2 separate regions of the Mus musculus genome follow, and region 2 is linked to region 1. Evidence: chromatin loops called from intact Hi-C (ENCODE). Cell type or tissue: left cerebral cortex. All regions are shown on one strand. Links, peaks and the distances in the headings refer to the core of each region. The heading gives the core; the rest is flanking DNA.

Region 1 (16,162 bases), core at 1-8,000:
GCTCTGCTTGAGTTTCTGTCTTGGCTTCCCTCAGTTAATGGACAGGTAACCAAACGAACCCTCTCCTCTCCAAGCGCTTCTGGTCCAGCCTTTATCAAATCACAGGAACTGAAGTAGGACAGAAATTGGTTCTGAGCCGGGCATGGTGGCGCACGCCTTTAATCCCAGCACTCGGGAGGCAGAGGCAGGCGGATTTCTGAGTTCGAGGCTAGCCTGGTCTACAAAGTGAGTTCCAGGACAGCCAGGGCTATACAGAGAAACCCTGTCTCGAAAAAACAAACAAACAAAAGAAATTGGTCCTGAGAGAGAGTATGGTATGAATATTTTCTATGGGGAACCGATTCTATGACTGAAAAAAAAAAAACAACCCAGATTGTCTGCTGCAAACAGGAGTAAAGGTGCCAATCAAACTGAACCAGGGATGTGGCTCAATTGGCAAAGTTCTTGTCAAGCAGGCATAAAGTCTATCATAAGTGCAATACCCAGGAGAACATACTGGGGCAGTGGTCCATGCCTGTAAGCCAGAAGGATTGTTAAGTTCAAGACCGTCCTTGGTCGCACAGAGAACTCAAGGCTGGCGTGGCTTTATAAGACTCTGACTTTAGAAAGGGGGGAGGGGAGGGTAAAACCACAAAATTCTGATCCAGTATATCAATAATAATCCGTTATTCACCCCAGACTAATAGCTTTTATGAAGACCAAATTATTTCCTAAGTTCTCACTATGCACACAGCCTGGGTATAGAAGATACACACGTGGATAGGACACAGGCCCTCAGAGTCTAGTGGTGTAAGTAGCAAAAGGTACCAAGAGGTCAACTGAGGTAGCAGAGGTGCCAGATATTTGCAATGTAGGGTCTAGGGTTTCTGGAACTTTGACTTTCTGAAAAATTGGGCCAAAGAATTCTTAGCTCTGAGGGGTAGCCTCACATGACACAAGACAGCAGCCTACTGAAGTCAGTAATACCCCTTCCCAATTCTTACCATGGAAAATATCTGTGTTTGTCTCTAGACTTTTCCCTTTGGGGAAAAACTTACTCCCAGGTGGAAAACATACTGCCTTAGACTATGAAATGCACGGCAGAGTTATCACCAGGTCCTGCATCATGTCGATGCTGGGATGGTTTTCAGAGCTTTGCCATGCAGACTACACTAGACTACCTTACAGGTGAAAATGCTATGGGCCACCTCTAAGGAGACCTCTTCATGCCCTGTCTCTCTCCAGGTTCTCTTAAATGGTGAAAGGACTGCTTTTTTTTTTTTTTTTTTTAAAGTTTGGTTTTTTTTGAGACAGGGTTTCTCTGTGTAGCCCTGGCTGTCCTGGAACTCACTCTGTAGACCAGGCCGGCCTCAAACTCAGAAATCCGCCTGCCTCTGCCTCCCAACTGCTGGGATCAAAGGCGTGCACCTCCACCGCCTGGCAAGAACTGCTTTTATAATCTTAAAGATTTATTTATTTTTACTTTATGAGCGCTTTGCCTGCATGTGTGTATCATACCCATGTCTGGTGCCTGCAGAGGGTGGAAAAAGATGCTGGATCCCCTAGATCCAACTAACTGGAGCAACAAAGAACTGTGAGACACCTGACATGTGCTTCAAGAACTCTTAACCAGTGAGCCAACTCTCTAGGCCTGGAAGGGCATCTTCGCATCTTCTCTTTGTTTTTAATTTTTTCCTATATTGAGGTCAGCCTACAGAGAGAACCAGACTGCTCAGACACTTTCCTCCTGCCTCCTGGAAGGTCATCCCTAAGAGGGCGGAGTGTCAGCTTGCCTAGACTGGCCTCACAGTAATTTCTCAACAGTCCAGGGAACGACTAAAGAGCCATGTTGACACTTCATAGGGATTCAGTTTTAAAAATGTGTGTTCCAAATGGTTTGTTCTCTGTAAAGGTACTCTGTTGAGAAACAAAATATGATTTGTAATATACAGTTTAATTTGCTTACAGGTTCCCTCCTATGAAACATCTATTTAAAACACATGACACAAAAACTGTAACTATAAACTATCTTTTTTTTTCTTTCTTTCTTCTTTTTGGTCTTTTGAGATAAGTTTGTCTCTGTGTAATAGTCTTGGCTGACCTGGAACTTACTATGTCGACCAGGATGGCCTCTAACTCACTGAGCTCGCCTACCCCACAGAGTGCTGGGATTAAAGGTGTGCACCATCACACCTGACTACTACAAAATTTCTTTTAAGAAATGTCTTGACTTTTTAAAAAAGAGTTACTCAGTTCACAGACAGGGTCTCATTATGTACCCCTTTTAGCTTTGATCTCACTGGGTAGCCAGCCCTAAGTGCTAAGATAGGCGCAGGCCACCACATGCCATTCGGGAACATTTAAGTTTCTGTCAATTTACACAAGCAGGCAAGCTGCCATTCGAGAACAAGAACTGTCCCATATAGGAGGCACTGTGCTCACAGTGCCAAATCTCCCTATTCATCAACTTGGTCAGAAGGAGCAAGCGCAAGGTCATGGAGGTTCAACAGCTCTTCCGGTGTTAATAAGTGCGCAGGTCAGGATCCAGTTCCCTGGCTCAGCTCCATCCCTCCGCAAGGCCACTAACTTTACAAAATAAGTGGAGAACTCTACTACCTGTCCGAGTAGTTCTTATTAAAACGGACTTCCACCCACTCCACAGACAAGGCCATCAGAACACGCTCTTGCAGCAGACACTGCTGTATGTGACTCTCCACCACTTGAAAGAACAGTGGCTTCTTACAAACCATTTATAATGAGGGTCTGAAAGCAATTTAGTTTGTACTATCCAATAGGATCGCATGTTACACTTAAAAAAAAGGGCTCAGAAACTTTTTTTTTCTTTCAGTTTTCTCATTGGGGTGATGGTGGTTTAAGACACTTATTTTAAAACCCTACCATACGCGGCTCATACCTTTAATCCCTAGCAGTGGGGAGTCCAGGTGGACCTCTTAAGTTAGAGGCCAGCTGGGTCTACAGAGCAAGTTCCAAGCCAGCCAAGGCTACATAGGGAGACCCTGTCAAACAAACAAACAACTTAAACACACATACACACACACACACACACACACACACACACACACACACACACACACACACGGGGGTGGGGGACCCTTAGGATTCAGATTCCAGATTACCTCTTATCATCAGGAGTGTGCTTTCTCTTTCACTTTAATTAAAATTTAACTTTATAAACCTTTCACACACACACACACACACACACACACACAAAATCCTACATGAAAAAGTCCTAACTGCAAGAAAAGAATGGTTAACCTTCGAAATCTATTCGAAATGCCTCGTCCTGGGAATTGTATCTCGGGGGACTTAGAAAAGTTGGGTACTAGCAGTCACTCGGTGTGAATTCTCTCCACCAAACTTGATCCTGGAGCTCCTCTGGGGAGAAGCAAATGAGACAAGTAGGGACTGAAAGATGGATAAAAGCTATGGTGGGAAGGAAATCCAGTGATTCTTAGGTGCCCTGGGGCGACACCGAGTGGTGGCTGGAGATACACCTGCGGGGTACAGCAGGTTAGCCAGAGCTCCAGGAAACAGGGGGCTAGGGTTCGTCCCTTAGCTCGCGCAGGATACCCAAAGCCTGGGGGCGGGTGGGCCGCCTAGGACAGGCACACCCTCTGAGGGAGTACTCTGCGAGAGAGAACAGTTTAGGGGACCAGGCAACTGTGCCTCGACACGAGGGTCCCAGTCCCCAACCAAGCCAGTGGGCGGGGCCTCACGACGCGGGGAGGGGCAAAGACGCGCAAGGAAGGGCGCGGTCTCCGGAAACCTGGGAACCAGGAGCAACCCGGAGCCGCTGGGTCGCTCAGGACAGCGCGACTCTAAGCAGCATCAAGCACTTTCCTACCTGCCGGCGAGAGAAAAGAGCAGTCCCTGGCTGCAGCACCCGAGAGCCACAACGCTGGCACAGCACCGCCTTCCGGTTCCGGCCCTCGGCTGACACGAGCTCGTTCTGCAGCTCGCAGGGTTCCATCGCCGTGCCGCCACACCATCAGCCACAACGGCGCACGCGCGATCTGAGCTGGCTCACCCGGAACTACGCTGGCGCAGGTCCCTGGGGGCGCCCCGCCCGTGCCTCTCGCTGTACCTCTGCGCAGGCGTCTGAACTCTATTGCGCAGGCGCCTTTCTCTATTGCCGGACGGAAGTGTCAGGAGTTACTTGTGACAATCCTTTTTCACTATACCTGGTCTCCCAGGCGCCCTTAATATTGGCCTAAGCAAATCACTATGGCTAGCCTTACCACTAACTCTTGGGATATTTCCCTTGCCTCATGAGTAGATGGCGATAATTCGGGTCAGGTCACACCTCAGCAAGATTTAGATACAAAACAATTGCTTTCTATGTAAGAAGTATGTATAATGCTTAGTACATTTAGTGTTGCGAAAAGTGTGATAATATTAAGCCTAGACTAATAGTGGCCATTTATTAGGTAGCAAAGCGTTGCTTATAGTAATTTTGAAAACGTCATTTCCTTAGAGGGTATGCCCTCGGGCATAATACAGGAAGAAGGCTAAGGTTTGCAATGTGTATAGGACATCAGAACGAGGGAATTAAGCCACCTTACTGTTCTAGAATGCAGTCTTGCTCCCCTGTTAGTCCCACATTACATGATGATGGACATTGTGTATGTGAGAATAGTAACCTGAGAAGGTCATAGACTCAAATATAATAGAACAATTTCAGAAATGGATTAGGAAACAGCTGTCTAGGATGTTGGGTCTTTTATCTCTGTATTTGTTTTTCAAGGCAGGGTTGCTCTGTGTAGCCCTGGTTGTTCTCAGACAGATCTGGCCACCTTAGCTGGGATTAAAGGCATGCACAACCACTGCACACCCACTTATTTATTTAAAGATATTTTTTATAAGTGTTTGGCTTACATGTAAGTGCATTGTGTTTGCGCCTGTGGAGACCAGAAGAGGGCACAAGATGTCTGGAACTGGAGTTACTGACTGTTGTAACCTTCCACATGGGTGCCAGGAACCCAGCCCAGATCCTCTGAAAGAACAGTCATCAGCTGGCACTCAACCATGACTCATCTCTCCAGGCCCCGTAGGTATCATTTTAATTAACCATTTGGTTGTCAGGAATGAAAGATTTTAGACACAGGGTACACTAGAAAAGGATCAAATTTAAAGCTGGGCAATGGTGGCACAGCCTTTAATCCCAGCACTTGGGAGGCAGAGGCAGGCAAATTTCTGAGTTCGAGGCCAGCCTGGTCTACAGAGTTAGTTCCAGGACAGCCAGGGCTACACAGAGAAACCCTGTCTTGAAAAAAACAAAAACAAAAACCAAACAAACAAAAAAAGGGATCAAACTTAAGAATGGTTTGTAAACCAGCGACTAAAGCATATTTCTGCGTAGAGAGAGACTGTACTAATGAGATCGGAATGGTAGAATATGCCCCCTCAACACCACGGATCTGATGCATGTTAAGGAAACTGAACTTTACAGTACAAGATATGGAAATCTATGGAGCTTGGGGACAGAAACACATCAATATTTGCCAATAATTGGCTCTATATTAAGCACTGTGGTAACCACATCTGAATTTCAGAAAGAGCTGCTGATAAAGTAGACAGTGGTGGAAAAGTGTAAAGGTTAGGACATCAGTTACTTTACGTCATAAGGGAATGGATTTAACTATGACAGAACTGTGTAGAACTCAGATGATGATCATACAAATAAAGTTTCCCAGGGCTAGGAAACTGATTGATCTTGAGTTCTGTGAACAGCTTGCTTTACAAGCATGAGAACAATTCAGTCATGGTGGCACTAGCGTGTAATCCTAGTGATGGGCAGAGACAAAATTTAGAAATTTTGGGGACTCAATGGCATACGCAAGCCTGGCAACTGCAGTCAGATCCCTGGAACCTGCATAAAAGTCTGAGAGTTGACTCTACTGAATTGTCCTGACTACACACACACAGCTACCCTCATACTAAATTAAAACAAGGAAAAAACGAGGTGGATAGTATCTGAGGAACAATACTTGAGGCTATCCTCTGCCTCTACCACACAAAGGGGATGCTTAAGGACAGCTCAGTAGTTAAGAGCAGACACTGCCCTTCCAAAGGCCTCCATAGGCCCTACAACTGGGTGTACAGGTTACATAGACATACACATTCATGCTGTTGCTTGTATTTTGATGCTAATTCCACTCTTCCGGGAAGCACTTGCTCGATGCAAATGAGGAATGAGTCATGTACTCAGGTGACTTCTTGTGAACCATCACCTAACGAATAAAGGAGCCAATCACTGGGCGAGTAAGTGGGACTTCCGTGTTGGACAGAGGAAGAGAGGAAGCAGGAGAGAGTTAGGCTTTTTTGGATGGGGATAGCATGAGGACAGGACGCAGCTACAAGTGTCTCCCGGTTTTAATGGAGCATGCGTCAGGTTTCGCCACCAGAGAATTTAGGTTTAATAAGGCTTACAAGGTTAGGATTTTAGTTGTTGTGCCCAGTGACTGAATTACCATCGTTTCTGAACTAAGTTTGTTCAGAGGGCAGCTCGTCTGGGTTCAAGAGAGAAAGGTATGGCGGCAAAGCATGGGTTTGCCCAGGGTGTACCACGAAGGCCGTGGGGGATTTGAAGCATGGAGTTAGTGTGGTAGTGACCTGCCAGTGAGAACCTAGCGAGCTGGGTGGAGAGATTTTGGAGCCCTGAGGCAGAGAGTCTTCATGAGATAACAACAGGTCAACCATTGCCCTCCAGTGCGGGGCCAACCAGGCCACTGGGGCAGGAACATGCCAATTCGTTTTTTAATATTTCCTGCAACATAGTCACATACTTTTTTTTTTTAAAGAGGAAAGAGCAAATGAATGGAATTCTGTTTATGAACATATTTTTTTCATGTAAAGCTATGCAAATTTTTAAAAAAATCAATGAATTTTATTTCCTGGTTTTCTGTAACTGTTCAGTGGTGGCTTCAGTGCATGAACTGTGGACATGGCTCAAAATTCAGAAACCAGCACTGATGCCTGAGAGCTAATTATCAGCCCTTTCTTTCTCTTGTGTTTTCTTCTCCTACCCGCCAACCTTCCCTGGTCCTCTAAGATAAATGAACCACATTTCACAGGCTGTGGTTCAATAAGCTGGCACATACATCTGCTACAGACAAATAGCTTGATCCTCTTGATCCTCTTGTCCTGCTTTCTCTTGGCTCTGAGACCGAGAGAGACTTGTGGTTTTAGCTGGGTATGGTGGTGCACACCTTTAATACTAGCATTGGGCAGGCAGAGGCAGGTGGATCAATGCCAGCCTGGTCTACATATCAAGTTTTCAGGACAGCCAGAGCTCAGTTGTGTGGCAAGCCCTGTAACACAGCTATCTGTATGATCACATGCCATTAACTGAAGCAAACACGTAAGTCTACTAGAGTGACTAAAACCCTAAAATTCATGTGTGCTAAAACTGCTCAAGGCTGCTGCTTTATCTTTTTGCTTTTTGAGTCAGGGTTTTTCTGTGTAGCCCTGACTGTCCTGAAGCTCACTCTGTGAGACCAGGCTGGCCTCAAACTCACAGATCCAACTGCCTCTGCCTCCCGAGTGCTGGGATTAAAGGTGTGCGCCACCTCATGCGCTCCTGCATCTTTTTCATGTAGATTCACAGTGTGAAAGGACAATAAATCCAACAAATTTGGGCAAACATTTTACTGATGCTGCCAGAGAAGCAGCTGAGCTTGTTGGCAGGCATAAGGTAAACAGGGTAGATGAAAGACCTTGAGCTTAGATGTCCTTCAACATGTCTGCTGAAGGCAGCACTACCCACAAATTCTCTTAAAGCCATTTGAGACAGTCCATTTTAATGTTTTCTTAAAAAAATACAAAGGAAATTAACTCTGTCAGCAAACACAATTCAAGGAAAGAGGAAAAGTGGGATTCCAGAGCAAAAGGAAAGTGTAGCCCAGTTTAGGCTGCCACATTCTCCTATTTGCTATACCAGTAACTCAAGAGTTTCACCACGACACAGAGGTGCCTAGAACTGCCATTCTATACGAAGGTATAGAAACTAACAAAAGATTTTCAATTGTCCTTGATTATTTTGTTTCAGGATGAGTAAAATACACTGTAAAGACAGGTACAGAAGATATAGCAGGAAGAAAACTGAACATACCACACACAGCAGTCTTAAGCACTCCTTAGTGGAAGTGTGCCCTAAACAACAGGGCAGTAATCACGTACCTGAACTACTAGGCTGCAGCCACCCCACCCATCCCCAAATAAATAGTGTGGAGGCGTAGTAACGTGGTAGCACTTGATTCGCCAGGAAGATGGTCTTTTCACCCATTTGAAGACCAAACTGCCACTGCTATAGGAGCCCTGGCAGGGACTAAGACAATTGTAAAATCACAGATATTTCTAGTTTACCACAGGTATATTGAACTCTGCACATTTACAGCATCTCTTATTCTAACCTTTTCCACTGTTAATCTCTCAAGTCTCCAGTGCCAAGATGGTACAACATTTTACATTAGAAAGACTGTGAAATCAAATAACATGTCCTTTCCAGCCTTCCAATTTACACTTCAGTGATCTTCTGGGTTCACCTACATTCCATTCAGCTCCAGCCACTTATTCAAATCTCTGCACCAACAATGTCTTCCTAAGTGAGGACAGCATGAATCTTCCTTCTTGGCCTCTCAAATTTTAACAGTGATAGTGTTTTCCTACAGCAAGGAACTGTGGTGGCTTGAGCTACCTCTGTATTTAGAAAAGGTATTTTTGCTTCTGAGAGGGAAAAAGACTTTCATTTTACCAAGCTTGTATAAACTGATATCCTTCCAATCACCTAGGATGGACACTGCCCACATCTAGCAGGCCATACTCACCTTATTCTCTGCAATATATGAGGCACAACATACATCCATACAAACATACATACATACATCCTCCCAAGCACATGGTAAGTTAGAAACAGTAAGAAAGTGCTCCTCAGACCACAGAGAGCCATGATCTGGTTTCCCACATCCAAACGTGCATTCTCTTCCCTGGAGTACCTGCCCCCCCCCATGCTTCTGAGCAAGATGACCAGTGCGAAGGAGAGTGTGCATCAAACAAGTACAATCATCATCTCAGCACTGGTGCCTGGAATCCCCCTGTGCACACAGTGAGGAATAAACATTCTGGAAAGGATCCTTGATTCTCCCACAAACTGTTCCTTGGAGTAGTCACTGGCTCCAGCTGGTGTTAAAATAACAGTTACTTTTCTCGGAGAACACACACACCAGCATCACAACGCTGGGTTCCCATGGAGGCTACTACTTCCCAGCTGTCGATGATAGGGTCATAACACTCAATGCTGCTCAGCAGAGAATTCCCATCGTATCTGATGGGAAAAACAAAGAAAGAAATGAGGTCTCCATCACTTTACATACAAGTCCTACCACTTGTCTACAAGGGCCCACTCCCCACACTGGGGCGGGAATGAAAAAACAGCCCCAGTGGTTGTTCCCCACAACACACATTTCACCTCCATCCCAAATGGATTCTTTCTTGCCTTGGATACATGATTCTAGCCCACTTTCAAAACCCTTACCCTGCAATTGCATAGAGTCTCCCTCGAAGCACTGTGGCCCCTACATAGCATCGAGGCGTGGTCATACTTGTGACAGTTGTCCAGGAATCAGTGCGAATGTTATAAGCTTCAACAGAAGAAAGGTGGGCTGTACCATCAAACCCCCCCACCACATAAATATGGTCATTCAGTAGGGCTACTCCAGCACCTGGGGAAAAGAGAGCATCAGCACATGAATGGCAGTAAGCCTAGCATCTGAACCCAGTAACAAACACGGCCGCTAACGGCTGCACTGTGGAGATGAGGGATGCACACATGTCAAAGCACTACAACAGTGTAATACAGCAAATGTCAGTGTGTGCATTGGTCAACCCTTAGGTTAGGGCCTGAAATTCTAGCAGAAGACTGACATGGGTCTCATCTCTGCTGTCACTAACTCACAGTCTATCTCTCTTCTGTGTTAGAGACAATGAGAGGAACCAAGGCCATGGCTCTGCTGTGATCTCTGTCCAGAGGCAGTTACATCACAGCCTATTCAACTAAGAGTTCTCAGCTGTTAGAGTTAGATGTACCTCTATGATAGAGTACTTGCCTAGTATATGCAAAGCCCTGCGTGCAGTATTCAGAATTTAAAAAAAATTATTTTTAGGCATTAGAGATTTTATCTAATACTTATTGCCATTTATTATCAGGTATATGTCACATGTGTGCAATCCTGGGATTACTTGGAGTCTAAAGTTAATGTGAGCTATATACTACATACAGTGAGATCTTAGATTAAAAAAAAAAAATCACCAATGAGTGTAGTGGTATAACTTGAAGCCAGAAGCAGGAGGATCACCTCATAGCAACTTGTACACTGGCCAGGACTGCACAGTAGGACCCTCAAAACAAAGTCCAGCCAGGTTTGTCAGTGCACGCCTTTAATCCCAGCACTCAGGAGGCAGAAGCAGGTATAGGTGCATCTCTGTAAGCTCAAGGCCAGCCTGGTCTACAGAGTGAGTTCCAGGACAGCCGGGGCTGCACAGGCAAACCCTGTCTTTAAAACAGCAAGACATCAACATCCAAAGAGTACAAAAAGCAAAGACATAGACCTCAACAGGTCTGTGTACAAAAATATTTATTTAACATGTACTGCACACACAAAATGAGGCTAGTGGTCAAACTACAAGAATAGAAAAAAGTACTAAAGAATAAGGAATCGCTGTCCTCAAATGGACAATCTAGCTCAAAGTTTAACCTACCTTCCTTCATCCTAATGTTGTAGGGAAGGCAGAGGTGGAGGAGACTGGACTGTGACTCACATTCACAATGGGTCTACAGTGAAATAAGAACTACAGTTCTGTCCTACTGATACCACACCCAGTAATTAAACCATCACTTCATAGGTTTGGTCTTACCAGAACGCTTGGTGGCCATAGGCGTAACGTTAGTCCAGTGTCCTGTATGGGGATCATATTTCTCAACTGAATTTAATATGTTCAAGCCATCATATCCTCCTGAAAGACAAAGTGGAGAACATTCCAAAGAGAAAGGTAGATTACCAGGCTCATCTTAGTTGGCCTTCTGTGAGTAATTCAACTGATTATTTATTTATTATATGTAAGTACACTGTAGCTGTCTTCAGACACCCCAGAAGAGAGGGCATCAGATCTCATTACAGATGGCTGTGAGCCACCATGTGGTTGCTGGGATTTGAACTCAGAACCTTTGGAAGAGCAGTCAGTGCTCTTAACTGCTGAGCCATCTCTCTAGCCCTAATTCAACTGATTCTTTCAGTTCTATTTTTTCCAGAGGTCCAGGTCAGAGAATATGCAACATCCTACATATTGCTTACAAGAAAAATATAATCCTATTCATGGACAATATATTGAGAAAAGTCAGAGTTTTTGTTGATGCAAGTATATGCACTTAATTCTGCCCTCCAGAGTCTGTAACCACTAAGCTCTCTCCAGCCCCATCCCAGGCTCATACCTAGACAATAGATTATTCCGCTGGCCACTACTAGTCCTGCGCCCTCTCGAGCTGTCTGCATATCTCCCAGCATACTCCACTGATCGATGTTTGGGTCATACCGCTCCATACTTGTATGACGCCTACTTCCATCAAAGCCTCCAGAGACGTAAATCATATCTGCTCAGAGTGAACAAATTATAGACTGTTAAATTAAGAATGAAAAATACCTAACAACTTTTATCTCTACAAATTACCCATTGTTAAGATGGGGGAAGAGGGACTGCACACATGAATGTAATTACAACACTTGGGAGGTTCAGAAGGAGGTTCAGGAGTTCAAGGCCATTCCTGGCTACAGACTAAGTTAAGCCTTAGCTATTTCAGAACTCATCCCAGGCAAACAAATTATTATATTTCTTCAAGTTGATTTTTATTATTCTTAAATTTCCCATGGTGTATATTAATTATATATGGTAGTGTATAATACTACATAAGCACATTCTTGTAAATGTATATTTTGTATATATTTTCTGAGACTTACGTGACTTAAATGGTAAGTCATGTAAGTCTCAGAAGGAAGAAAGGCAGTACAAACAAGCATTTAAAGCCCATGCTGGTAAGCCCAAGTTTGAAACAAGGGTGAGTTACACGGGGAAATCTAGCAAACTCCATCTCAAGATGTTAATTTTTTTTTTTTTTTTTTTTTTTTTTTGGTTTTTCAAGACAGGGTTTCTCTGTGTAGCCCTAGCTGTCCTGGAACTCATTTTGTAGACCAGGCTGGCCTCGAACTCAGAAATCCTCCTGCCTCTGCCTCCCGAATGCTGGGATTAAAGGCGTGCGCCACCACACCTGGCATAAAAAAAGAGCTGGGTGGTGGTAGTGCACACTTTAAATCTCAGCACTCCAGAGGCACAGGCAGGTGGATCTTGAGTTCAAAGCCAGCCTCGTCTACAAAGGGAATTTAGGGGCAACCATGGCTACACAAAGAAACTCTTCTCTAGAAAGACAAACAACAACAAAAGAGGAATACTAAAGGCATCTGGACTGTCCACTCGGAGTTTCTAAAACATCATCAGTACCTACTACCACACAACATAACAAAACATGAAGCACCAGGTCTGTAGTCAGAATTGAAAAGTCTACAAATAATGAATAGTTTCTGTTAACAAAGACATTTCTAAAAGCAAGAATGAGCCTTTGAAATGAGACATTTAATTATGTTCCTACAATACAGTAGAAGAGCACATGAAACATTGTTTGTTATCAAACCTACCTCCCAGAGTGGTGGCTCCAGCAAGGCCTCGCCGCACATTCATAGGGGCCACAGAGTACCACACTCCATCTTCGTCTGCTGTATAGTCTAGACATTCCACCGAACTGAGGCGGGAACGGCCATCGTAGCCACCAATTACATAGATCCGATCATGTAAGGAAACTGAGGCCACATACCGTCTCTTGCGAGTGATACTCTGTGGATTTGGGAAAGAAGAGGAGTAATACCATTCAAATGGGCACACTCTAGTCCCACCTCTCCTGCACCCTGCCTGGTTTAATCTTCTTTGCTTCTTCCCTGCCATCGGAAACCCCCTTCGGGGTTCATCCTGAGGGGCTAGATGGTGAATGCCTATAGAGTGAAATGCTTCTGCCTCATTGGGAAGTTTATATAAGACACCATGGCTTTCTACTGTCTTCTCTAAGGCACTGAGCTAAGAGACTGAATATCTTTCCATAAGAAAAGTGCAGGCATACTGCTAATCCTGGAGCCAGTCTGAAATACCCTAAAGGATAAGAACGCTTCAAAGGTTTTCCATGTCTCCTCAGAAATGGTTCTTGGTTGTAAAGTACTGAAATGCTGAAATGAGACTTAACTTTTCAGTCAAACAGGAGTTAGATTCAACATAACCAAGTTCAATCTAGCAGAGCATGAACAATGGTATAAGTTGTGCAGCCTTAATGGTGGTGGCAGCTAAACGATATATGGTTACTGACACTTCTGCGGTGAGAATTTTTTTTGTTTTGTTTTGTTTTTTGAGACAGGGTTTCTCTGTATAGCCCTGGCTGTCCTGGAACTCACTTTGTAGACCAGGCTGGCCTCGAAATCAGAAATCCTCCTGCCTCTGCCTCCCGAGTGCTGGGATTAAAGGTGTGTGCCACCACGTCGGGCACAATGAGAACTTCTAATTGGAACAGTCAGAAACTAAGTTGTGTATGGTGGTGGCACATGCCTATAATGCCAGCATTTGTCAGCCTGAAGCAGGACTGCCATAATTTAAGGTCAGCCTGGGCTATACATTGAGTATCAGGCCAGCCAGAGCTGTACAACAAGACCTTATCTCAAAAAACAAGCCAAGTGTGGTGGCTCCGTGTGCAACCCTGGCTCAGGAGTGTGAGGAAAGCCTGTAAGCGTGAGGCCAGCCAGGGTTACACAGCCAGTGTGTGTCAGCAAGACAGTTTCAGGAAGTAAGGAGCCTGTAAGTGATACACAGTGAGATGTCTCCAAACAAACAAATAAAAGGGGACCAGCAAGATAGTTTGCTGGGTAAAGGTGTCTGCTGCTAAGGCTGATAACCCACATTTGATTCTTGAAAATTATTCTCTGGGACTGGCAAGATGGCTCAGCAGGTAAGAGCACTGTCTGCTCTTTCGAAGGTCCTGAGTTCAAATCCCAACAACCACATGGTGGCTCACAACCACCTGTAATGAGACCTGATGCCCTCTTCTGGGGTGTCTGAAGACAGCTACAGTGTACTTATGCATAATAATAAATCTTTGGGCCAGACTGAGCAGGGACTTTGTAAGCAGAGTTGACTGGAGCGAGCAGAGGTCCTAAAATTCAATTTCCAACAACCACATGAAGGCTTACAACCCTCTGTACAGCTACAGAGTACTCATATACATAAAATAAATAGATCTTAAAAAAAAAAAGAAAGAAAATGATTCTCTGACCTTCACACAGATGGCTATGGCACAGACATGCCCACATGTGTAGACACACACATAGAACAACCCGTACAGCATGCTGGAAGGGACATGCATTCTGCTATAGCATGGCTAGAAGGGACATGCATTCTGCTACAGCATGGCTGGAAGGGACATGCATTCTGCTACAGCATGGCTGGAAGGGACATGCATTCTGCTACAGTATGGCTGGAAGGGACATGCATTCTGCTACAGCATGGCTGGAAGGGACATGCATTCTGCTACAGCATGGCTGGAAGGGACATGCATTCTGCTGTTCTGAGGCTTTTCTACTCTCAAAGCTGTCACATATGAGCTAGTGTCAGGAGCCAATGACATTTCAACTCTGCTGGAAATGGTTCCACCACGACTTACTGGTAAAAAGCTCCACTCCTGTGTCTTGGGGTCATACTTCTCTACCACATCAATAGGAGACTGCTGGCTTCCGAAGCCCCCAACCACCAGAAGCACTTCATTGGCTCCTAAGGACAAAGGCAGGAAAAGGCAGGTTACTTCACCCTGGCTAGGTGACTGCTTACAGGAAAATATTAAGTAGAAAGGTTCACACAGGAAACTGTTGTCTTCTTTTGGAGGCAATAGGTACTGGATCAAGGACCTCAGTATTCTACCACTACCTGTAACCACTCCTACATCACATTTAAAACTTTTTATTTCAAGACTGGGTCTTACTTAGTGACACAGTCTGGTTTTGAACTCACTCTGTATAGCCAGGCAGGCCTTGAACTTACAAGCCTTGTCTCAATCCCTGACGCAGCTAGCTTACAAGCCTGTGCCACCAGGCACACCTAGGTTGTTTTTGTATTTGCCTGAGAAATAATCTAAAATAAAGCTGTGTAATAGGAAGGTATCTATCTATATTTTATTTTATGTTTCCATGTGTTTGCGAATGTCTGTGTGTATAGGTTTGAATGAATGTATTGTGTATGTGTAGATACTGGCTCTGCCTTGTATTTTCTGTGTGCTCCCCTCTGTGTGTCTGGTTCTGTATTGCCCTCTGCCTTGTTTTTTTCAGACAATGTCTACTGAACTGAGGAGCTCTGCAATTAGGCTGAACAGAGTTGGCAGCAAACTCGGGGCCTTTCTCTGCACCTCTGCAGCACTGGGCTCACGGTGAGCGTTGCCATGCCTGATGCATGCTGGGAACCAAGCACAGTTTCTCTTGCTGCTGCTGAGCAGCTTCCCCTGTCGCAGGAAGCTACTTGTTTCTGAGGCTATAACTTTTCAGAGTCTGAATCTCTGAGATGCCCTCATCACCATAAAAGAAAGTCCCAGGCCCTTACAACCACTCCATTGGTGATCACTGGCTGCCAACCCTGATGACCTGAGGCCAACCCCCAGAACCTACACTGTAGAAAGGGAGAACTGATTCCCACAGACTGTCCACATGTGCACCCTAACACACAAAATAAATGTTAAAGAGAACAAAGTGAGCCCTTTATTTTGTTACAGAAAAGTAACAGCCGCCAGCACTCGGGAGGCAGAGACAGACGGATTTCTGAGTTCGAGGCCAGCCTGGTCTACAGAGTGAGTTCCAGGACAGCCAGGGTTACAGAGAAACCCTGTCTCGAAAAACCAAAAAAAAAAAGAAAGAAAAAGAAAAAAGAAAGTAACAGCCTGTATATCAAATTTTCCCTTTCCTAGAGTCTCTCGAGTCTCATTTCTGGTCTTGGCTCTCTTCACAGGGAAAACCTTGGCAGAGTTCTCCTGGACATCTAC
Region 2 (16,162 bases), core at 5,502-13,501, 65 kb before region 1:
AAGAGCACTTGCTGTTCTTCCAAAAGACCAGGTTCAATTCACAGCACCCATGAAGCAGCTCATAATCATTTGTAACTTTAGTTCCAGGGGAATCCGATGCCCTTTTCTGACCACTTTAAGCATCAGGCACTCACTAGTACGTATACACACACACACACACACACACACACACACACACACACAAGCAAAACATTTACACATCTAAAACAAGGAATAAACTAGAATATGATAATGCAAAGCTACAATTCAATACCTGGGAGGTAGGGAGTTCATGGACACCTTGGGTTACATGAACCCCTCATAAACAAGCAAGCAAGCAAGCAAAAAGGAAGATTATACTTGTTAGATTCATGTGGGGGGAGGCTTCTCTGTGTGGGTTTTCTTTCAGTGCATTTATTGGGCTTCCCAGATAATGGTTGAGGGGTTACTTACAGGACCCCAAAACAGAGCCATCACTGAAGAGTCTCACCAGCCATGACTTCCTCATGGCTGCCCTTCAGTTAACCTCCCCAGTATCCACTAGTTTTTTTTTTTTTTTTTGGGGGGGGGGGGAGGTTGCTATTTATTTCAAGGCAGGGTTTCTCCTGTAACAGAGCCCAGGCTGTCCTGGAACTAACTATGTAGAAGCAAGCTGGCCTCAAAACTCAGATCTGCCTGCCTCTGCCCACCAAGTGCTGGAATTAAAGGTGTGTGCCACCACCCAGCCCTAGTTTGGATTTTTTAAAATCAAGGTTTCACTATTTATCTTGGGTTGGTCTTAAACTCATGATTCTGTCTCTGCCTACTGGATGCTGGGAATAACCTATCACATCCAGGTATATCCTAGGATTGGGGGTTAGAAATGGGGTTGGGAGGTCTTGTTGTATTTCCAAAACTAACCTAGAACATGAGTAAGCCAGGCTGGCCTCTAACTGATCACCTGCCTCTAAACTAAAGCAGACAGGAATGCAGACCATGCCCAGTTCTTATTCTAGCTTTGATGGTGTTGGGCTTTTTTGCCTTTCCTAATTTCACTAAAATCAATTCTTCTCTGTAGGAAAATGAGGGATATGTATTTGTCCCAGACTTTTCTGTCTTGCTACATCTGTTCCCAGACTCTTCTTAGCAAAGGAAGGGGGTGGGGATGGGGGGAAGGGAGACTTGAAGATTTAAGCTCCTGCAATCCATTAATTAACCCAGACAGTAGCCCTCGGTCAGTGTCAGATCCCTTTAGAGCAGATGAGAAGGTATACACACTGGGGTAAACAGACTTTATCCAAGGTCATGATGCAACCAGATTAAAAAATTCTAGGGCTGGCTGGGAAGATGGCTCAGTGGGTAAAATAGCTTGCTGCACAAACATGAAGATCAACCACATGGAAACAGCATTCCTCATTCCAGGGCTTCTATGGGAAGATGGCAAGGAGAGGCAGAAGTGTGAAGACTAGTAACCTGGCATACACAGTAGAAAAACAGGCTGTCTTAAACAAAAAGTATGAACCAGGGGCTGGCGAGATGGCTCAGTGGTTAAGAGCGCCAACTGCTCTTCCGTAGGTCCCGAGTTCAAATCCCAGCAACCACATGGTGGCTCACAACCATCTGTAACGAAATCTGATGCCCTCTTCTGAAGTATCTGAGGACAGCTACAGTGTACTTACATATAAATAAATAAATCTTTTTTTAAAAAAAGTATGAACCAACACACACGCAGGAGGATTATTCTCCGACCTCCGTGTGCACATGCCACGAAATGAGCACACAGTCATTTGCAGGCACGAATATGAATACGGATGCACAAAAAAACAACTCTAGGCAGCTTTTAAAATAGCCCTTCCTTGTACATAATAAACTGACTTTTAAGAATACACACAACATGCACAGATTTGATAAAATGTTTATCCCTAAAAAAATATTTCTTGGAAGAAACAGATTTTTAAGAGATGAGCAGCTGGCTTTAAACATTCTCTCCTCTTGCCTTATGATACTGGGATTACAGGTGTGCATCATCACCATGCCTGGCAACAACTTTATCTTAACATTAAAAGAAAATTAAAATTAAAGGGGATGTCTGCCCAGTATGTTAAGATACTCCTGTAATCCTAGAATTCAAAGCAAAGTACTGAGTTTGAGGCCAGCCTGAACTGCTCTGGGAATTCCAGGCTAGCTTAATAAAAATATCAATATCCTGTCTCAAAACAGTACAAAACAAGGACTGGGAATATACAGCCCTTGATGGTACAGAACTTGCCAAACATGAACAAGGACTTCCAATAGCACCAAAGGAAGAAAAAACTAACACCATATAAAATGTTAACTAGCAATTCTACTCACAGAAATTGCATCAATGCTGAAAGCTAAACTACTCTCCTGCACAGAAGAAAAGTTACCTAAGAACCTAATCACACATTAAGAATCTTAGAAAGGCTACTTCATTCTCTTCCCTGAGCACTCCTGACCCTCAACTGTTCTGTCAGACAAAAGGGCTAATCTGTGCAGAAAGTCCCTTCCAAACTAGTTGATATAAAATATGGCCAATTCCAGCAAAGGAACAAGGCAGACAGGAAATCCGACCACCCACTCCCCACACCTCTACACCTGCTAACAGTTGTTCCCAAAATGGTCAAGTTTCTTTACAAGTTCTGAAAACTGTAAAAGGCAACCAAAGCACTGGCTAAAACCCAGGCACTATAACCCCACGCTCACCTAGGCACGTGACCGTCACGCATTAAAGACTAGAGAGCTCACTCTGAATTGCTGCAATGTTACCTGTGTAACCGCAACAGGACAAAACCTCATCTTCTCTACAATCAATCAGCTTGGTCCTCATTCCAGGAATACTGCCCTTTGCTTTTATCTAGAAAAATAGCTACAGCAATTATTTTCCATACTAGTAACTTTTTTCTTTAAAAAAAACAAAAAACAAAAAAAACAAAACAGAGCCGGGCATGTTAGCCCATGCCTTTAATCCCAGCACTCAGGACGGCCAGAGCAAGTGAATCTCTGAGTTCCAGGCCAGCCTGATCTACAGAGTTCCAGGATAGCCAGAGCTATTACACAGAAAGACCCTGACTCAAAACAAACAAACAAAAAAAGAAGTTAGGGGACTGAGAGCTAGATGGCTCAGTGAGTGAAAATACTTTTCACTTGTTGCACAAGCCCGACAACCTGAGGTTTATCCCTGGGACCCATATAAAACCCAGATTCGGTGGCATGTCTCTGTGGTCACACCGCACTCTGAAGCCTTCTCCACAGCTAGCCAGAAGCACACCTGGCAGAAACAGCACCTGGCTCCAAAACACAGTGGACTGAGAAAACAACTCCTGAGAGCTGTCCTCTGACCTCCACAGGACAGCAGGACACGTGTGCACCTGCTCACTTCCTTCCACACAAACAGAGGCACAAACAAACAATAAACACTTAAACTTCATTTCTACCCTGGTAGTTATGGCTTTATCAAAAAAGTATTCTTATATCCAGGAAAAAAGATTTAAATGATTTTCAAAGTCTTATGTAAGAAGAGTATGTGTGTACATGTGTGAATGTGCTGCATGTATGATGTGTGTGTGCTACAGCATGCACCAGAGGCCACCAAGTACAGTCCTCCATCACTTTCTGCAAAGGGCTGGAAGCCAGGGAAACCCCAGCAATCCTCCTGTCTACTTCCCACTCAGTGCTAGAGTTACAAGAGAATATGGACCACACCCAATTTGTTATGTGGCTGTTTGGATATTTGATTAAGAATTCCAGTCCTCATGTTTGCACACACAGTAAATAACTTTTTTTGGGGGGGGGGGGGTTTCGAGACAGGGTTTCTCTGTGTAGCCCTGACTGTCCTGGAAGTCACTCTGTAGACCAGGCTGGCCTCAAACTCAGAAATCTGCCTGCCTCTGCCTCCCAAGTGCTGTGCGCCACCACGCCCGGCCAGTAAATAACTCTTAATCATACAGCCAACTCTTCATCCCTTAAATATTTAAGACTTACACATATTAAGTGTTTGCCTGCACGTATATATGAACACCACATGAGTGCCTATACCCGTAGAAGTCAGAAGGCAACAACAACAATCTGGTGAAACTGGATAAAGATGGTTGTGAGCCACCAAGTGGATGCTGGTAATCAAACCTGGGTCTTCCAGAAGAGCAACAAATGCTCTTAATCTAAACCATTTCTCCAGCCTTTTGTTTTGTTTTGTTTTTCGGTGGGTTCTTACTATGTAGCTCCAGCCTGGAACTGATCAGGCTGGTATGCTGTCACACTAAGCCCTCACTTCTTTCTAAAGTGCTAATGTAAACCCACTAAGACAGCAATGAGTGGTTGCACAGATGCTTCAATAACTAAGGGCACTGGTCCTGCAAAGGGCCCAGTTTGGTTCCCACACCTATATGGCAGATCACTCCCCTCTCTAACTCAATTCCATGGGGTCCGTCCGATGCCCTTTTCTGGCCTCTGGACAACAGCCATGCCCATGGTCACATATATACACGCCAAACACAAAGTAAAAATCAATCACAAAGAAAATAAAAGGTGGCAAGTCTATAAAATGATCCCATCATTGCACATAAACTATACAGACTATATATGGCTATATGCATATCTATGTATTTAATATATATTTTAAACACTCTAAAAATAAGTTGCCATTTTAGCAAACTTTTGCCTACCCACTCCTGTACTCCAAACATCCTTGACTTTTACTGCCCTCCAAATTAAATAAGCAAGTTCATGAATTTGATTACAGAACCCAAATGACAGTCCAGAGTTCTACATCTACAAACTGTCTTCTGACCTCAACAGGTGCACTGCAGTATATTATGCACACATGTATGCAAATGTACACAAACAAAACGCAAAGCCAAAACAAAATGCTGAACAGTGGTGGCACACACCTTTAATCCCAGCACTAGGGAGGCAGAGGCAGGTGGATCTCAGAGTTCAAGGCCAGCCAGGTCTATAGATAGGGTTCCAGGACAGGCAGGGTTCCACATTTGACACCGCCCCCCCAAAAAAAGAGGTAGGTGTGGTGGCACACACCTTTAACCCCAGCACACACCTTTAACCCCAGCAGGCCTGAGTTCAAGGATTCAGCCAAATGAGACACGCTCCTACCCCTCAAGCAATGTTGTAATTAGCATTTCTTACAAAGTGTATTTTAAGTTCCTCCTTGTTCTCCAAGTGGAATTAACAAGCTCACTCACTCCAAGATGCCAACTTCATTCCAACAGTCTTATATGTAATGGCTATAAAGATGGAGATGAGGATTCAAAACAACCAAAAGAAGTTAAAAACTTAAAAAAAAAAAAGTCTTTATTGTGCCATCTGGGGCTTGATTTAAATCTGACTTTTGGTCATTCCTTTAAGGAAGGAGAATTTTGTGGACTCTGCCTAACTGCAGCTGTTAGGTATCTGAACGCTATCGCACACTTCTATCACATTGGAAAAAAAAAAAAATCAAGAAAATATCTACTTAGCAGCCAAATACTACACAGTGAAAATAACATTTGTACTTAAACATTTAATACTTGCATTTTATAGAAAATAAAAAACAAGTAAAATTAAGTCAATGTCTCACCTCGGAAAGTACGTCTAGCTCTCCTCACTCTTCTGGCTACTGTCTTAAACTTGGTTTGCATACAGTCTTGACTCATCATTTCATCAGCTACCTTGCTGTTTTGTATTTCCACAAATTTCTGTTAACTCTTATGTACTCATACACAAAATAATGTAAACACCCTAAGCTTTAAAAGCAAAGAAGCTTAAGACCCTCACTAGGTACAGACCAATGCTATTCAAGTACTATTAATTAAAAATTAAAGCTAAGAACAAAAGGAAATAGAAACGCTTTTATAATTCTCCCCCTAAAAGTATACCACAACCTCCAAATCATTCAAATTTTGCCATTAGAGTTCCAAAATCTCAATGAACAGAAATTTAGATAGAGGAATTATAAAAAAAGACTGCACCATAAAAAAATATTTCTTATTTCTTAGAGGTTTTTTTTTGTTGCCACATTTCAACTATATGAAACCACTTGTTCCAGCTTTCCTAACACAAAACATTTCCCAAACAAAGACTGTTTATGGTCTCTTAAGAAGCCTTTGTTCCAGGACCCCTCTGTTCAAGAGCTACAACTTCTGGGTTTTCTTTTTGTGGTTCTATCAACAGCAAATACTGGCAAACTCTTCCACACTGACACAGGAGTTTGTTAAACAAAGGAGGAAGCAAGTCCCCTTCACACAAAGGAGGCTCCAAAACAGTTATGTTTGTACATTATTTCTTCCTCTTTACCCCTTCTCCTCTCAGGCTGTAGTATATAGTAGTCTCAATAGAAAATGGTGGCCATCATGTGTGACAATTCAGAATGGGAAAAAGCAAAACAAATGCACAAATCCTAAAGGCTGCCATTAAGCTGCTAGCCCACATGAGGAAATGGGTAGCCAAACCTAACCAAAGCAACTATTTTTCGAAGAAAATAGCTCTATAAAAGGCAAAGTCGGTAAGAAAAAGGACCTACCCAGTCCTAGTGCGCCACAATGCCAACATGGAGGGCAACTCACAGGATCCTAACTCCTCTTAGATTTTGGTTTCTAATAACTTTGTCAAGTTTCCTAATTTCTAGATAAAAATCCCATTAATGCAAGCATGCAACAGTCACATTCATCTTTCCTGGTACATTAAGATAAAGCTAAATCGCTCAATGTTTGAAACGTGGTCCACATTTCAGAATCAAAACCCTAGGTCTAACCAGGCAAGGGTGTAACTTCTGCAGGCCTCTACAGTAAAAGAAACCTTCCATCGCCTCTGTCCATTTCACCAGAAGAAATGAATCTATTTCCAAACATTTCCCCCCATACTAGCTGACCTGGCCAGTTATTTTCTGAGGCATTTCATTTCTGCTTTCAAAGTTGTCCAAGAGCAACTAAAATATGGTATCTGTGTTTTAATTTTTCTTTCGTGGGGGTAGTGAAAGGATAAGGCTTTATTCAGGGATCTCTCGCAAACATCTTTTCTAGAACGTCTACGTACACAATCCCCTAAATCAAAATGCCATTACATAGAGCAAGTTTAAGGGAGAAAGGGGTAAAAGGCGTGGGGGGGGGTCTTTTTCACTTGAGAGCAGGGAAAGATAGAAAATTCTTAAACGGTAGGCAAGGCAGTTAAACCTTTCCAACCGACCCGGCCGGTCCAACGGTCGTTTAGGCCAACTCAGACTCAGGTCATCCCAAAAGGTAGGCGAAAAACCTGGGGTGTCGCAGCGCATCCAGTTCCGGCTGCGGGGGGAGGGGGTACGGGGAGGGGGACGGGGACGGGGAAGGAGTGGGCCGGGCTCTCCGCGGACGTTGCAGCCGTTAGGGCCGTCTTGGGGACACCCCACCCCTCAGAGCCCCCCAAGCTCGAGGCGCTAGAGCCCCCGCCGGGAAGGCCGAGTAGGGAAAGCTAGGGACCAGGATGAAATCTCCAAGAGCTCGTCTGACATCTCCCCTACAAGCACAGCCTCTCCACCTCAGCCCCAGCCAGGCCTCCCCCCCCCCCCCGCGCCGGGAGCAAAGCAGTCCGGCCCCAAGTCCGTGTGGGAGCGTCCGCCAGGACCTGCGAGCATCAGGGCCCCCGCCGCTTGGCCTGCCCCCACCATCCTCAAAGTGTCGTCCCCCCACCCCGACCCTTGCACCCCCACCACCACTCAACCAGCCGCTCCAGACCGGCCCAGCGGCTCCTCCCCTCCCCCAGTAGCGCCGGCCGCCCCCTGGCCCAGCTCGCCCTGGGGACTCCCAGAGGCCGAGGGACCAGGTGGTGGTGGGGGACCCGGGTCCGGAGGGTGGGGCGCTCAGGTGAGGGCAGCTTCGGGCCGACGCCGCCACCACACAAAGGACCAGGGGCTCCCGCCGCCATATTGAAAACTTTCCTCCTCACACGACAACTCGCAAGTCCCCCACCCCCACCCATCACACACCCCCGCACCCCGAGAAGGAGGCGAGGACCAGCCACGGAGCCGTGCGGGCCCAGAGCCCTGCCTCCGCGCCCGCGTCTCAGCCGGGCTCGGGAGGACTCCCCAGCGACCACCCCGGCGGCTGCCAACCACTCCAGCCCGCACCGCTGCCGGGCGGTGCAGCGCACCAGCCCCCGGAGCCGCACCGACCTAGCCCCCTCCGGCCGCCCCGCCGGAGCCCGCGGTCCTCACGGCCCACATCCCACCCGGGACGGGGGCCCCCGCGCCTTCCTCCCACCGCCGCATCTCCGACCCTCGGAGCCACCCCAAACTTGACCGGGCCCGCGGGACGACCGCTCCCCGCCCCCGCGCCTCCGGCCTCCCGGGCCGCGCGTCCTCGCTCCCTCCCCCAGCCGCGAGCAGGATCCGGGGTGCTGGCTGACTCACCGGCGGCGGCCGCACCTTACAGATCCCAGTCTGCTCGGCTATGGGCCGGATCTTGTGGATGAAAGCGAAGGGGTCCGCGAACTCTTCCCAGCTCGGCTCGAAGACCGGACACTCGGGGGGAGGCAGGAACTCTCCCAGCGGGCCCGGGCCCCCGAGGGGCAGCGCCGGGCGCGGGCCTGGGGGCAGCGTGGTGGCCGGCTCCATCACCGCGACCTGGGCAGGGGCGAGCACAGGGCAGGCTCCGCAACCGCGGCAGCGAGCTCCGCTCCGTCCGAAACCCGTGCAGACGCACAGCTCGGGCGACAGGTCCGACTTCTACTAGCAACGGCAACACCTAGGGCTTTTTCAGCCTTCCTCCGACGACGTCTTGCCGCTACCCCACGCAGTGCTCCTCCGCCGCCACGGCGAGGAAAAAAGTCCCTGCTGCCACCCCGAGCCAGGTCTCGCCCCGCCCCCTAGCCGGGAGGGGCAGGGGCCTTCCGCCTGGGATGTTTATCCTTAATGCTTCAGTTAACCTCTGAAGTTTCAGAATTCTTCCTCTCAAGAAGTTAACAGTCTAGTAGGGAGAACAGAGTTACAATCCATCAATCACGTCATATATTTTGGCACGAAAGATTTGCTTAGTAAAACCCGAGAAGCAGAGTACTGAAATTGGAGGATTCTCCAGGTAGAGAAAACACCTTGAACACAAGGAGCAGCAAGGACAGACACATAGAGTAATGAGGAGAGCAATAACTCTTCGAGCACTTGCTTATCCTAGACACTGTGTAAAGTGCAAGTGCTTTTCGGGATTGTTTAGTCTGTGAGGGGATTAAGCATTTGACCAAATCCAACAGTTCAGTCTATTTACTGGAAAGTAGGGTTGTTGCACAGAAATCTACACATATACAAGGTTGGACTTGAGCAAAAGCATCTTGAAATAATCCAATCAAGGAATGATGGGGCCTAAATAAATTCAGCAGCGCTATAGGTTAAAGTGAAATTGTAGGAAATAAAAGTTAGACTAGGACGGGACCAGAAGAATAGCGTACTAAGGGTCTGACAGATGGCATCCCTGGGACAAGCATCCATGAGCATGTTCTAGGGAAGATGTATTCACCCCTGAACAGGCTGAGCCTGAGATGTCTCTGCTACAAAGATTTTCAACAGGCTAAAAGGTACAACAGGTCTGAAGGAAAGAAAGAGATCAGAGTGTTTCAGAGGAAGCAATGGAAGAGCTGAGAGGTTAAGTAACCATGAAATCCAAAGATGGGGGATGGCCCCAGAAAAAGTCAGGTCATAAGTAGAACTTGAACACAAACATAATTTCTTTTTTTTTTTTTTTGTTTTGTTTTTTCGAGACAGGGTTTCTCTGTATAGTCTTGGCTGTCCTGGAACTCACTTTGTAGACCAGGCTGGCCTCGAACTCAGAGATCCACCTGCCTCTGCCTCCCAAGTGCTGGGATTAAAGGCGTGTGCCACCACCGCCCGGCGATTTCTTTAATCTAGAAAGCAACCAAACTCGTGGAAAGACTGCCTGCCACTGTATAAGGAAGGATCAGTGGCTCCACAGCCCTCCCTTCAGAATAGACCATCACTCAGCCTCTGGGTTTAGATTTTAATAGGACTAATGTGACCTAGGCTGGCCTGGAACTCTCTACATAGCCAAAGATGACTCTGATCTCCTGATCATCCTCCTGCCTCTACCTCTTAAACGCTGGGATTACAGATATATCCTATCACACAGAGACCATGGTTCTTCAGCTTAAAAATGGAAAGAGTTAGAAGTTAGATGTGGTGGCGCACACCTTTAATCCTACACAAAGTTCCAGGCCAGCCAGACCTGCATAATGAGCTTCCGCATCAAAGACAGAGAGAGCCGGCTCAGCAGATTAAGGGCATTTGCTTCCGCCTTAGAGGATGTAAACTTAGTTTCCAGATCAATGCCCATCAGCTCCCAACTGCCTCTTCACCCCCAGCCTCAGAGGCTCTGATGTCTCTCCTGGCCCCTACAAGCAACACACACATTTTTTTTATTTTTTTATTATTTTCCTCATTTACATTTCAAATGCTATCCCAAAAGTCCCCTATACCCTCCCCCGCCCTGCTCCCCTACCCACCCACTCCCACTTCTTGGCCCTGGCATTCCCCTGTACTGGGGCATATAAAGTTTGCAAGACCAAGGGGCCTCTTTTCCCAATGATGGCCAACTAGGTCATCTTCTGATATATATGCAGCTAGAGACATGAGCTCTGGGGGTACTGGTTAGTTCATATTGTTCCACCTATAGGGTTGCAGACCCCTTCAGCTCAACACACATTTAAAAAATTTTTTTAAATATAAAAAATACAAAACATTTTTCAGTGAAGGGGAGAAAAGCCCCAGTCTTTAATAAGCTCTATCGAAGTACCTGGCCTCTAAAACAGTTCAGCAATTCTTGAAGAAGGCAAAACTTTTCTTAGCTCTACAGGGATTTGGAGCCTGAATAAGACATATATTGTCTTAAATAATAATAAAATAAGACAATAATATTGTCTTAGACAATAATCTGTTCATTAAAAAAAAATCATTGTAAAATGAGGTGATACAGCAGGTTATAAAATCGTGGGAAACCTAGGGAAGAAGTATAGAATTTACCACATTTTTGAGTCAAGGTTTCACTATGTAGCTCTGACTAGCCTGAAACTCACATATTGGCTGGCTTCTAACTCGGAGGTGCTAGGATTAAAGACGTGTCACCTCACCCAGCTTGACATATTTTTAAACCTTGCTGATTTTTTTTTCCGTGATAATGTATTGAGGGGGAAAAATTGAAATGGGATTGCATACTTGTAGCCAAAGCTGGCCTGGAACTCACAATGAAGCCCAGGCTGACCTCATTCCCAAAGGCTAAGATTTCAGATGACCTGTCATATTGACTGAAAAAAAAAAAAATCCTTTATTTTCGCTCTTGGCCCTGACCCTGGATGTTATAAACGTTGTGTGTGTTTGGGGGTCTTCCTGGAGTTGACTTTCTGTCATGTTCTCTGCTTTGGGAAAGGACAGTACTTTCACCTTTGACGTTAGCATCCTACAAACCAAGTAGGTTATAATTTTCAGACCTCTGGACATGAATTGTGGGTATGTAACTGGAAGGTACGAACTTAGGAAGTCTCTCAGTTGACTATGACCTAGTCATCTTCTCTCCCAACTTTCAAGGTCTACTAGTGCTGCTTCCTCCATTTCTGGTAGTGATCCTAAATGATGAGATGCTACAGATCAACCCAGAGAGACGCTGAGGGAGTCGGCGGTTGCCAACCTAGTCAAGAGAACCTAGGGCCTGAGAGGGATCTCTACTTAAAGGCAACCGCTCCCCCGCCCCTCAGAAGACGCTTCCCCTTGCCCTTTATGATGTGTGTTTACATGGGCGGAGGGATCCCTCTCCAGCTGACAGCCACACCGCGGCCGGCTCTTCTTTTTTTAAAGAGCCTAGCCACAGGCGATGATTGGCCACGGCCCGAGCCGACTCAGCCTCCGGGGGCGGGGCCCGGCCCGCATTGTCTAGTGCAGGGCCGGCTGGACGCCCCAGAGGCCGGACCTGGGTAACCCGGGCCTGGAGGTGCCTGGTCTCAGGCTCCCAGAGGGCTGGGAGCGAGGGCTGGGCGGAGCCACAGTGCCAGGTTCTCGGGGAAAGAGGGGCTGCAGCCCCGGCGCCCGGAGTAAAACCGAGCCCGCTCAGAGTGCCACGTCTCCAGGAACCCCCCTCCTTACTCTTGGACAACACTCCGCCTCCGCCCCGGACTCCGTCCCCCAACCACCCCATGAGTGCTGGAGAGCCTCTGGATACATCCCTAGGGATCGATGTCTTTATCCGGCCCACTCAGCCGTCAGACCTCAACCTCCCCCAGCAGGCTGAGTTCCAACTCCGGCCTGCACCCCAAGGGCGCAGCCTGTGCCCTAAATCTGCCTGCTGGTCTAAGAGGCGCTGGTCCTCCTTCCGGTCGCCGTGCAGTGGAGACCAGGCTTCTGGGTTCCAAACGCGAAGAAGGACTTTTCCTCTCGCTCTCCGTCGATGTCGCCCCCACCCCTCCCGCGGCGCTCCGGGTCTGAGCCACAGATGGGGGGCGGGGGGAGCAGGCCTGGCTCCCCAGAAGCCCGGGAGGGGGCGGCGGCTAGCGCAGCACGTAGCGCACGTGTCGGTTCTGCTCCCCACCCCCCTCCACAGCGCTGCTGCCTCGACGGGGCTCCGGTGCCGTCCGTGTGCCTTCCTTCCGCCCTGGCCTTACTGTTAGTGCGTTGGGTCTACTACTACCCGTATTTTCCCGTCCCCATCCTCTGCTTTCCCAAGTATCAGCAATGCACCATCTCAGTTTCTCATCTCCAGTTCAGTGATATCAGAACTCAGCACCTTTTGTACTCTGGAATATTTGGTGTCAGGTGTCTCCTGGGGCAACCGTGGGATGTCCGTCTGCTTTGCTTGTTTTGTGTCTTTCCAAAACGTCTCGTTGCTACTCTTTATTGATAGTTTTATAGCTCGGCATCCGTTTCCCAGCGGAGTCCCTGCTAACTCCTCAGCACGTGCCCCACCCCTTGGTAAGCCGCTAGAGGGAAGGTGTAAAGTCAGTACCAGGCACGTGGGAGTTGCTCCACAAATATTTGTAGAAAGGGCCTTGAGTTTCTGTGACTCCAATTGTCTGAGGTCGAAGCTTTGGGCTGGACACCGAGAAGAATCTAGTCGTCTCACTCGGTGGTGAAGTGTTGGGCAGCCCACACAGTGTGTGAATATAGTGAGATAAAGCTTCCTCCCCATTCCCTCCTCTGCTTAATTCCACTGGAACCAGTATCGCTCCCTCTCGGCTGCAAGGCCTTCCCTGTGGGATAGCTGTACTCTCTTGGTCCCCACCCCCGGCTGACACCATGATAAAGGGTTTCATTATGGGCTCTGACCTTGGAAAGCAGGTCTGGTCTTGGGGAAGCATCTTTTAACTAAACACCACCACCGCCTCACCCCTACACATTTCTGAGGTACACATACAAGGGAGGGGAGGAGGGGAAGGCCTCTCCTAGACTGGAACTACAGCAGAGCTACGTATAGTCCCAAACCCTGCCCCTCGCCACTCCCAGAATCTCTGCTGACTCAGCAGCTCAACTGCAAGGCAGAAAACCGTACACCGTTGGTGTAACTGGGTGTGAGACCCAAAGAACTAGACCCTTGTGTGGATCAGACACTCATATGGAATGTTCCCACGGTGGTGCTGGCCCTACCCACAGGGGCTGGGAGGGGCAAGGTAACCCTCACCAAGGCTTGGGCTTCAGGTGTTTCTTCCCATTCCGGTTGGACCACTTTGGAGGCCTGAGACTCTCAAGGAACAGTATTTAATATTTTTATGATTTGTTTTGGAGACAGGGTCTTTTTATGCAGCTCAAAATGGCCTCAGATTCACAAACTGACCTCAGACTCACAGCAATCCTCCTGCTTCAACCTCCCTTAGTTCTGAGGCAAAGAGCAATCTTGTGCTCCTGAAGGGTGAGGAGAAAGTCATACTCCCCCTTTGCTCCTAACTCCTCTCAGCATGTCCTGTCCCTCAGATAGCGCAAGTGTTTAGACTTCTCTGTATCTGGGGTATAACACGCTGGAACCTTCTCTGTATCTAATTGAAATTCCCCAACCAACCAAATTACATTGTATGTTCAGCACAGCGTGACTCCCTTTTTTTTGTTTTTACATTTTCCTTCCCTGACACGAACAACTAATGCATAGAAAGGGGGGGGAGAGAGAGAGAGAGAGAGAGAGAGAGAGAGAGAGAGCTGAAATACTGCAATATTGCTCTATCAAAAGTCAGGGCCAATAGCCAGGAGTCATTCATAGTCTACTAGACACACCAACCTGTATGAAAAAAGAGAAACTGAGACTCCCATTAATCAGCCAAGATCACACTGATAACAGCTGAGCCAGGATGAGAATGGCAGTCAGTCGGCACCGGCCTTTGATCTTTCCCAAACACTAGGCTGGCTTCTGAAAACTATCAGACACGGGGACCTCACCTCATCTCCCACCAGCTGTACCTTCACCTTCTGCCTGGGTCCCACAACTCCTCTAGGCTGCTGTGGCTACAAACCCTGACTGTAGAAATCTCCGGTGTTTTGTTTACGTAGGAGCAACCATTTCACAAAATCTTATAAGTGATGTACCTATATGCTGGTTGAGCCTTGTGAAGTTGATTTTTTTGTGACCCATGATGGACTGTGTTTGAGAATAGACTGCTCTAAGGCTAGTTTTTCCAACAGTTTTGGCAACTTAAAAAAGATGTACGAAGGTACAGAGGGACAAGCAGGTGATGCTGGAAGGCCACCAGGCACAAGCCAAGGGGAGAGAAAGGCCTTGGAGAAAGAGTCCCAATAACAAGCTAACATTCTGATCTTGGACATATAGCTTCCAGAAATGTCAATAAATGTATGTGGTTTAAACAAATTCCTTCAAATCGGTCTCTTTCTTGATATATGGATATATCTAAGTGATGCAAATGTATGTGTATGATATGGGTACATAGGCACAAATCCTATTGGTTTTCTTTCCCTAGAGAGCCCTTAGAAATTACCCATAGCAAGCCTCAAATACCTAATCTTTAATTTCAGCCACTGACCCTCCCTCCCCCCTGTCTCCTCGCTGACCCCCCCGAAACACTGTCCCCACGGTATAGAAAGCCAGGAATTACACCATGGCTCTTCTGATTGAGGTTTACTGTGGCTTACTCATTTGCATTCTTCCCCTCACCCCCTCCCCACTCTGTTCACAGCCTGTCACACCCAGGAGCCACTTTGTGATCCACATCTTTTTGTTGTTGTTTGTTTTTGTTTTTGTTTATTGAGACTGAGTTTCTCTATGTAGTCTCACTCAGAACTTGATTGGTAGTGCTGGGAACGACAGTATTACCACTCCCCACTCAACCCCCCTCCCCCCACCTTGGCTGTGTTCCATCTCATAACACCTTAGGCAAAATAAATGCCAAGCATAAGGCCAAGATGTATGTAAGTTCTTCCAGTTTTTGTTTTGTTTGGGGTTTTTGAGATGGGCAGTCATGGTATCCTGAGCTGACCTTGAACTATGTGGTCCAGGATAACCTTGAATTCCTGATCCTCTTTCCTCTGCCTTCCAAATGCTGGGATAACAAGTGTGTGCCACCACACTGGTTTTTTGTTTTGTTTTGTTTGGTCACCCCTTTTATATAGACTCTTGCTATATAGCCCTGAATGGCCTGGTATTCCAATGTAAACTTGGCCTGAACTCACAGAGATCTCCCTGCCTCTCTGCCTAGAATTAAATCTGGCCCAACTAACTTGAAATTTTTTGAGCTCTCCTTTTTTCTTTCTTTTTTTTTTTTTAATTCAGATTTTCAAACAATGTGGCCAGACTGTGTGGAGCACCAGTCTCTCCATCAGCCAGATGACAGCCGTGGGCGGATGAGTTCACTTAGTCCCCAAAGAAACAAGGACACAAAGGGGGATGTGTTCCTCACCATCTCCAACCTGCAGGTATGGTTCATCCTCCCAGGATTAGAGGAGAATTCTGACTTCAGCCTAATTCAAGTCCTTAGCGAGGCCATCCAAGACCAACAAACACTGTGGGGCAGATTGACAACCGCCCCTAACTGCAATGCTAACAAGGACCTAAAGAGGTGTCAGGTCTCATTCAGATTTATTCTCTCTGATTTGTTTTGATTTTGTTTGTTTGTTTCTGCCTCCTCTAAATCCTTCAGAGAAATAGGAATCTGGCAGTAACAGACAGACAGACAGACAGACAGACAGACAGTCTCTCTGAGTAGTTGTATATCCAAAATTACAATGTGGACAGCA

The links. Peaks named below come from ENCODE experiments on the same cell type or tissue, not always from the same donor. Only the 100,000 strongest peaks of a DNase experiment are listed, where the experiment ranks them.
Region 2: a loop joins it to region 1, with 4 times the contacts of the local background. A loop is called at or near these places in 4 of 42 quality-filtered maps.

What each region holds. Positions count from the first base shown.
Region 1 is chr1:134,482,492-134,498,653 of GRCm38, reverse strand. Klhl12 (kelch-like 12) reads right to left here. Exons shown (of 12, transcript NM_001311136.1): 7 at 14,801-14,907; 8 at 12,741-12,936; 9 at 11,486-11,644; 10 at 10,912-11,010; 11 at 9,533-9,719; 12 at 7,781-9,322. The coding sequence ends at 9,196. It overlaps Rabif (RAB interacting factor), which reads right to left and starts at 4,015. Exons shown (of 2, transcript NM_145510.2): 1 at 3,845-4,015. The coding sequence starts at 3,970. In left cerebral cortex, for the core only: CTCF peaks have their summits at 3,481 and 4,895 (motif pointing right); DNase peaks (open chromatin) are centred at 3,516 and 4,052; H3K4me3 peaks cover 1,416 bases; H3K27ac peaks cover 1,255 bases.
Region 2 is chr1:134,552,731-134,568,892 of GRCm38, reverse strand. It overlaps Kdm5b (lysine (K)-specific demethylase 5B), which reads right to left and starts at 8,715. Exons shown (of 27, transcript NM_152895.2): 1 at 8,351-8,715. The coding sequence starts at 8,554. It also overlaps a transcript of Mgat4e not described here. In left cerebral cortex, for the core only: no CTCF peak of the experiment used is centred there; DNase peaks (open chromatin) are centred at 8,737, 11,796, 12,411, 12,868 and 2 more places; H3K4me3 peaks cover 4,033 bases; H3K27ac peaks cover 3,590 bases.